Regions from separate parts of the Homo sapiens genome. Here region 1 is linked to region 2. Evidence: chromatin contacts called from ENCODE Hi-C data. All regions are on one chromosome and are shown on one strand. Each heading gives the region's core, a stretch centred on a gene start or an enhancer-like site at or near the end of the contact. The rest is flanking DNA. Distances are from core to core; before and after follow the strand shown. Region 1 has its middle 7.4 kb from the start of LINC01946. Region 2 holds the start of SLC30A6-DT (SLC30A6 divergent transcript).

Region 1 (4,118 bases), core at 1,579-4,078, 350 kb before region 2:
GGCAGGCAGATCACTAGAGCCCAGAAGTTCAAGACCAGCCTGGCCAACATGGCAAAACCCCATCTCTACTAAAAATACAAAAGTTATTGTACTTTTTTTTTTTGTATTGTACTGGGCCTGGTGGCACAAGCCTGTAGTCCCAGCAACTCGGGAGGCTGAGGCAGGAGAATCACCTGATCCCAGGAGGTGAGGTTGCAGTGAGCCAAGACTGCGCCACTGTACTCCAGCCTGGACGACAGAGCGAGACTGTCTCAAAAAATAAAAAATAAATAAATAAATAAATAAATAAAAGTGTTTCTTATAAGAATACAATTAGGTTTTGTTTTGTGATCCCAAATAATAATTTTTTGTTAATGGTTAAGTAAAGGTTTAAAGCTATTTTGAGCAACTTGCACATCAACTCAATTTTGAACATTCACATTTGGCTTAGATTTTCCATATAACATTGGATGTAACATAAAACACTGATTTCAGGAAAGAGGACAAAGATGAGCTCTTAGTGAACCATACATGCCTTTCTGCCATGAACCTGATTATGCCACACAAATATGGAAATGGCCCTAGTGAAAACGGGCTGAGAAAACTTGCATAAAGAGTTGAACAAACTGTTGAGCTAAGTAGGAACAAAATAGGTGAAAGGGAAGAGTAGGCACATTTATATTTGTGGCAATCCTCCTATATGTCAGATGCTTCACCTCATGGACTCATTTAATGCTGCCAATAATCTTCCTAGGCAGTCATCACTGTCCCTGTTTTACAGATGAGAAAATTAAGGTTTAGATAATTTTCTGATACTCAAAGTGTGGTCCTAGACCCCCCCAGCATCAGCATTATCTGAGAACTTGTTAGAAATACAGAATCTCAGGCCTCACCCTGGACCTCCTGAATTAGAATCTGCATTCAACAAGATCCCCATGTTATTTGTATGTACAATAAATTTTAAGAATTACGAATGCATTTCCAAAGGCCACAAATATAAATAGAACCTGACTCCAAAGCCTATGTTGTTTGTTCTGCAGCTGCTACAGAATCAAGTTACTTGACAGTCACAGATTAAACCCACAGCTAAAGTTAGCCAACTAGAGGGGTTTGTGTTGTCATATTGGGCCTCAGTGTTCTCATCTGTTCAATGTTTTAAACATCTAAAAGAATAAATAAATTCTAAGACAATAAAAGTATGCCATGTTGAATACTGCTTGAAATTAAAAAGCCACCTTAAGCCCCAAATGTTTTGTTAGATAAGATTTGTATCTGTTGCAGTGAGTTCTAAGATTATTTCTGGGTGAGGCTAACAGTTTATACTCACTGTCTGTCCATGCACGCTTCTACATCCATTCAGACTAGCAAGAGAATACCGTTGCACCAATTGCTAAACTTAAATGTGAATAACAGAGGAGAGTCTCTCGTATAATGTTACAGTAACTCTTCTAGTCCTGGGACCAGACCTTTACATTTGAATGAAAGTTCAAACAGATTCAATTAACACTGAGTTCAAATTCTGAACGAAAGTTCAATTCTTAAAAAATCTGGCTGGGTGCAGTGGCTCACACCTGTAATCCTAGCACTTTGGGAGGCTGAGACGGGCAGATTGCCTGAGCTCAGGAGTTCAAGACGAACCTGGCCAACATGGTGAAACCCCATCTCTACTAAAATGCAAAAAAAAGAAAAAAACAGCCAGGCATGGTGGCAGGCGCCTGTAATCCCAGCTACCCAGGAGCCTGAGGCATGAGAATTGCTTGAACCCAGGAGGCAGAGGTTGCAGTGAGCCGAGATCGTGCCACTGCACTCCAGCCTGGGCAACAAAGTAAAACTGTTTCCAAAAAAAAAAAAAAAAATCCAATTGTCCTTCTTTTTACCCCATCTTCCAGACTATTCCCCATTAATTTTTATTTTTCAATTTTAGAAGAAATATCATTTATGTTTGTTTTGGTTTTGGTTTCAAAAAAGTTGATGCACTTTTGATCTAGCCCTGGTGCTCAGAGATGAGCCAGCTTGTTCTGCTCTGTAGGCTTAAAAGAGCTTTTTAAATAGCAAAACAATAAAATAATTCAGTTATCATAACTTTTCCCAAAAAGACCTTCTAACTTGAGAAGACCGGATCTTCTGTCTCATAGAACACTGAATACTGTACTCTTCTTGCTTCCTTCAAAATCTTAGAACCAAAGACCTCGTCAGAATACCGTTCATAGATAATTAATGCAGCTCCAGTTGTTTAATTGCAAGACTTGGCCTTGATTTTTGGTTATTTAATTCTCTCAGTAAAATGTAGCTGTTTTTAAAGCACCAGTTTTATGAGCACATGCTGTACTCATTGATGCTATGGAGTCCTTTGCATCTTTTCCCAGCTGGCAAAGTTTTTATAATGACATCTTAGGGATGAGACCATTAGAGAAAGAGAACCCATCTCGGGATTTACTGGGCAAATTAATCCTTTAAATTAGTACTTGCCCCAGGCCAGGATACCTCTCCTGTGGGGCTGTGGCATTAAGGGGGAAGAAGGTAAATACAATTGAGAGAGAAAATATTTAATAGCTTTCAAGTAAAACATATCTGGGCTTCAATAGTACTATCACTATGTTGCTTTGCACAAGTCCTAATAGCTATTAAAGTCTCAATTTTCTCATCTGTAAAATGAGATCTTGCAGGGCCATTGTAAGAATTAAGTGGGTTAATGGATATAAAGCATTTGGCCTACAGCAAGCTTGTAACATAATTTAAATCCCCCTGGAAAAAGAAAACCTGAAGTTTAAAGACAGAATCAGAACTGAAAGCAAGAACAGAAGCACTTCCTCTTAGAATCAGACATCCGGACCACACTCCTTGCCCTGACAGAGCGTAGGACATCTAGAAGGTTAGAGGAGAAGTCTGACTGTCATGGGGAGGAAGTTTGCCTAAACCAAGGCTGGTGCCCTCTCTAAAGCAGTTCAAAAGAATTTGAAAACACCAGCTCTGAGCACCCCACATAGCTTGTCAACTCACCCCATGTTATCTCAGTCATGATGACTCAACACTAGAGCCTGGCTTGGCCAGAGCACTGAGGCTACAGCCTTCTGTAAACAAGACCAAGGACACAGGACAGCAAGAAAGAAGACAGACAGGTCACTCTCCTGGCTACTTCTATCCAAACCTGTATATCAAAAGAAGAGAACTTCTCTCATTCACACTGCAGGAGAGGGTACAGGAGCAGAAGGAGTAAAGAGGAGATGGGACTTGGCTTAAGCACTGAAACAAATTGTGTGTCTGCACCCTAAACTGTCAACCCTGGCTATTCTTCAAGGTAAAGAAGAGGGCCCTAAATAATCATTTATGAATCATGTGGTCCAGGCACTCTCCCAGAGATCACTTCTCTCACTCCTCACCACATCTCTATTGGTAAAATATTATACTCCCTCTTTTAGTGAGGAGCAGAGGCTCTGAGAGACTATCAAGCTGTCCAAAGTTAAACAACTGAATCAGAACAGAAATTAGAACACAGGTCTTTCTGACATCTTACAAAACCAGTTAACATAGAATTCTGTATTTGGTATATAGAGTGTTTTCATTTTTGTGAGTTTGGGTTTTTGTTTGGTCAGTTATATTCAGGGGGTTCTTATTCTCCCCTAAATACTATTAAGTCATAGATATAAAATCCAACCCACTTCTTTTTAAAGACTTTGGATAAAACGCTGAGATGGGAGAGATCCCTTGACCCCTTCCTGGGACTTGCAACACTGGTGTGGCTCATTTTACTCAGCTACCACCCTCGAACCCCTTGTGGAAAGGGGAGCACACAGGTGAGCAGGTGCAAGAGCCAGGGCAAGTGCCTTTGGCCACCAGCCAGCCCACAGCAGCATCTAGGAGTTGCCCGCGACCTCTGGAGCCCCAGAAAGCATGTGTTACAAACAATGCTCTTTTAGCTTTCCCATCCACGGATGGCTTAAGTGCTGAACAGCTCAGTGAAGAGTCAGTGTGACAGCCTTTTTGGGTCCCCACACCCAATGCATCTCGAATTCTTGTCTGGCATCCAGGAAGAATCAGGTCATACGAACGGATCAAAGGATGGTGTATGCAGAAGATTTTATTGAGCAATGGAAGTGGCTCTCAGCAGGATGGGGAGCTAGAAAGTGGATGGAGTAGGA
Region 2 (3,911 bases), core at 20-2,519:
ACAGGGTTTCACCATGTTGGCCAGGCTGGTCTCAAACTCCTGACCTCGTGATTCGCCCGCCTAGGCCTCCCAAAGTGCTGGGATTACAGACGTGAGCACCACACCTACTCAGTTGTTCTGTATACCATTACATGTTCAGCAACCCTAATCCAACCATCTGAAATTAAAATGCTCCAAAATCAAAACTTTTTGATCATCAACACGATGCCACAGTGGAAAATTCCACACCTGACCGCATGTAAAAAGCTGTAGTCAAAATTTTGTTTGATACACACACAATTTTTAAAATTGCATAAAATTACCCTGAGGCTATGTGCATAAGGTGTATACGAAACATAAATGAATTTCAAGTTTAGCCTCTGGCCCCATCCCCAAGATAAAGAGCCACAATCTGAAACAGTTCTGGTCTTAAGCATTTGGGATGAAGGATACTCAACCTATACCCAGTTTTCTACACGACACTACTTATGAATATCTTTTAAAAATTTCTTTATCCCTACTTGTTTTCTGTCTTCCCTACCAGAATATAATTTTCACGAGACCAGTATCTGACAAACACACGTGCTACATATTCAATCTTTATCGAATGAATTTAATATTTTCCAAGTTTTCTATAATTAACATTACTTCTATATTATTAATTTTATAGAGAATCCAAATAGCATTTTATTAAGTAGACCATTAGTCGGTCCGAGTTCAAATTCTGCTACTACAGCAAACTATATGTAGGACTCAAGGCAAGTTTCTTTTTTTTGAGACGGAGTCTCGCGCTGTCGCCCAGGCTGGAGTGTAGTGGCGCGATCTCGGCTCACTGCAACCTCCGCCTCCTAGGTTCAAGCGATTCTCCTGCCTCAGCCTCCAGAGTAGCTGGGATTACAGGCGCGTGCCACTACGCCCGGCTAATTTTTGCATTTTTAGTAGAGCCGGGGTTTCACCATGTTGGCCAGGCTGGTCTCGAACTCCTGACCTCAAGTGATCCGCCTGCCTCGCCGCCGAAAGTGCTGGGATTACAGGAGTGAACCACCACGCCTGGCGGAGGCAAGTTTCTTAATCTTCTTTCCTCACTTGTAAAACTGGAATACTGTCCATTTTCATAAGGTTAAATCATACAACACAGGTAAAAGCGCTTCAGCACGCAACGAAATTTTTCTAACGTAACGAAAAACTCCTCGTTGCTCCTTGCCTTGCCCTTAACCTCAACGCTTCAGGTCCCGACCAATCTCTCGGAGAGCTCAGAGGGAGCCGCTCTAGCCGCCTTCCGCCACGGAGTGCAGGGACAGCCGGGAAGGGGACGGAAGCCGGAGGCCAGAGCACGCACTTCCTCCCACGCTTTCCTCACAGCCAATCGCCCACTGGTGCCCCACCCCTTCCGTTCTGGGAAAACTCGAGCACCCAGAACGGCTTCCGGCGGGAGCTGTGCAGCTCCTTATCATGGTGAGTTGGCTGTTGGGGTGAGGGTTTCGGCTGTAGCTGATTCGGTTTATCTTATTTGGTCCCGAAGCGACCTTGAAATCCCTCAGCCACCCAGAGGAGGGGTCATTGGAGTTGAAGTCGGGCCCCTTGGCAGGAGCGGCTGTCTCCCAAAATGTTCCCCTTCAGAGTTCTGGTCCCTTTCGGTCCCTCACCTGTTCCGCAGGCGCTCACGATCTAGGCCCCGCTGCAGGCAGAGCTTTCAGCTCCTGGCGAGTTTCTGACTTCCCTCTGCCGAGATTTCTTTAAGGTAATAAAAGTTTTTGCCAGCGTCAACAACTAGGCCACCAACAAAAGATCTGAAAACAAGTCCACAGCAACAACTGTAATAGTGATTCTTAGAGCAGTGGCGATAACGCCAGCGGAAAAAAAAAAAAAAGGTTAGTAATAGGGTTTTAGGGCAGACGTCTCACTCTGCAACTTGGCTTTACTAAATATTAAGTAGCCTGATTACGGCAGCAAATTTCATAAGCGCAGTAACTACAGAAAGTCAAGGTGTTGGTAGGACATTTTATTGCTGCTTTATTTCTGGGTTTGTAGAAACTAATGGAAGACCCAGTAGACGTTATGGTTGTTGGGATATGGTGTTTTCTCTCAAATTTGTTAGAATTAGTCATTCTTTGCCTTTAGAGCTCAAATATATAGCTCTGAACTTTAAAGATAAGCAGTTGGTTGGGATTTGAAGTGTCCAAGTGGCGTGTGCCTTTTGAAAATGCATTTATTAGAAAAATTTATGGAGTACTTATTGATAGCCTACGTATGAGAAAGAGACCACATTTCTGTGCCTAAGCTTTTGTCACTGTACTAAGTTTTTTACTTAAGTGGATATGGTCGGGAAAATGCCTCATTCACACACTTTATGTTTTGTAAATTTTCTGTAATCCTTTTGCACACAGAAAATGGGTAAAAGTTTACACTTTTTGGCTAATGATCAAATAGCCTTCAGTTACGCTCTTCTTCAAAACATTCACCATTGTGAAGCCTGTAGCCAGAGTTATATTTCTAAAATTTGACCACATCACTCCCTTACTCAAATTTTCTCCTTTTTTTTTTTTCTGTAGCACTCAAGATAAAGTCCTGTTTAGCATGGCATACAAAGCCACTCATTATCAAGCTTCTTACTTTTACAGCCTCTTTTTTTGTTGTTGTTTTCGAGACGGAGTTCCACTCTTGTTGCCCAGGCTGGAGTGCAATGGCGCGATCGCGGCTCACCACAACTTCCGCCTCCCGGGTTCAAGCGATTCTCCTGCCTCACCTTCCCGAGCAGCTGGGATTACAGGAATGCGCCACCACGCCTGGCTAATTTTGTATTTTTAGTAGAGACGGGGTTTCTCCATGTTGGTCAGGCTGATCGCGAACTCCTGACCTCAGGTGATCCTCCCGCCTCTGCCTCCCAAAGTGCTGGGATTACAGGCGTGAGCCACCGTGCCAGGCCACAAACTCTTTTTTTTTTTTTTTTTTTAATGCATACATGTATGCAACATCCGTATTTCAGCCACAGTGAATAGCTTGCAAATCATGCTGTATTAATTGAGCCTTTGTACCTAATTTGCATATGCTCTTCCATCCCCAGAATTGTTCTCTGTTCTCTATCGGCTGTCCTTATCAGAATAACCCTTATATATCCTTAATTATTTTTCATGAACCTTTCCCTCATGTTCCAGTATCCTCTTAGTTGCTTCTCCTTTGTGCTCTGGTGGTACCTTGTGCTTTTATATGCACAAACACACACACACACACACCAGTTTTGTTACATAAAGCTGCACAAAACGAATACATACAATAGAAACTTAACTTGCCTATAATACTGATGATTTGAAGGGAGTTGAAGATAAAGGGATAAGAGACTTAAAATTCAGAGGTCTTTCAGATTATACACCTTCATTAACTCACAGCCCTAATTTAAGAAAGTAAAACTTGAATCTCTTGTGTTTTTTACCAGTAACATCTGTAATCCTTACAGACGATGTTAAAGTTGTGTACTTATTTGTCTTTCTCACTTTCTAGACTGTAAGCTCATTGAGAGCAGGACCTATGTATTTCACCCTAATTCCCAGAGCTTTGTAGCGTGCCTGGCCCAGAGGAAGTTTTCAATAAACATCTGTTTTATAAGACACTGAAAACTTATGGCACTATATCTTTATGCTTGAAACATTAGTATTAGTCATGCAGGGAAACAGTATTTAAGGTTTATTTTAAAGGATATTGAGAAAAGGTTTTGCGTTTATTAAGAACATGCTATGTGAAAACAGTACTTTCTTAGAAAATATAAAGAAAAATACAAATAAAACGTCTGTTTTATAAAGCACTGAAAACCTATGGCACTATATCTTTATGCTTGAAACATCAGTATTAGTCATGCAGGGAAACAGTATTTAAGGTTTATTTTTTAAAATAAATATTTTAAAATAAAATATTGAGAAAAAGGTTTTGTGTTTATT

Evidence for each region. Hi-C counts contacts between places; a loop is a spot of excess contacts on that map. Pooled maps may share reads with other maps.
Region 1: a pooled map shows a loop between it and region 2 (6-fold over the local background). The contact joins the enhancer-like site here to the promoter of SLC30A6-DT in region 2. A Hi-C loop is called at or near these places in 1 of 37 single-sample maps with no recorded cell type and 6 of 50 pooled maps.

Annotation. Positions count from the first base shown.
Region 1 is chr2:31,809,368-31,813,485 of GRCh38, forward strand. No RefSeq gene overlaps it. Among named protein-coding and RNA genes, the nearest start is that of LINC01946, 7.4 kb to the left of the region's middle. RefSeq lists a silencer at 2,870-2,949. Within about 2 kb of position 2,829, at least 10 of the 41 ENCODE cell types and tissues checked have a DNase peak (open chromatin) inside an H3K27ac peak, as active enhancers do.
Region 2 is chr2:32,164,470-32,168,380 of GRCh38, forward strand. It overlaps SLC30A6-DT (SLC30A6 divergent transcript), which reads right to left and starts at 1,270. Exons shown (of 1, transcript NR_185886.1): 1 at 572-1,270. SLC30A6 (solute carrier family 30 member 6) reads left to right here and starts at 1,395. Exons shown (of 14, transcript NM_017964.5): 1 at 1,395-1,434. The coding sequence starts at 1,432. RefSeq lists an enhancer at 2,715-3,231.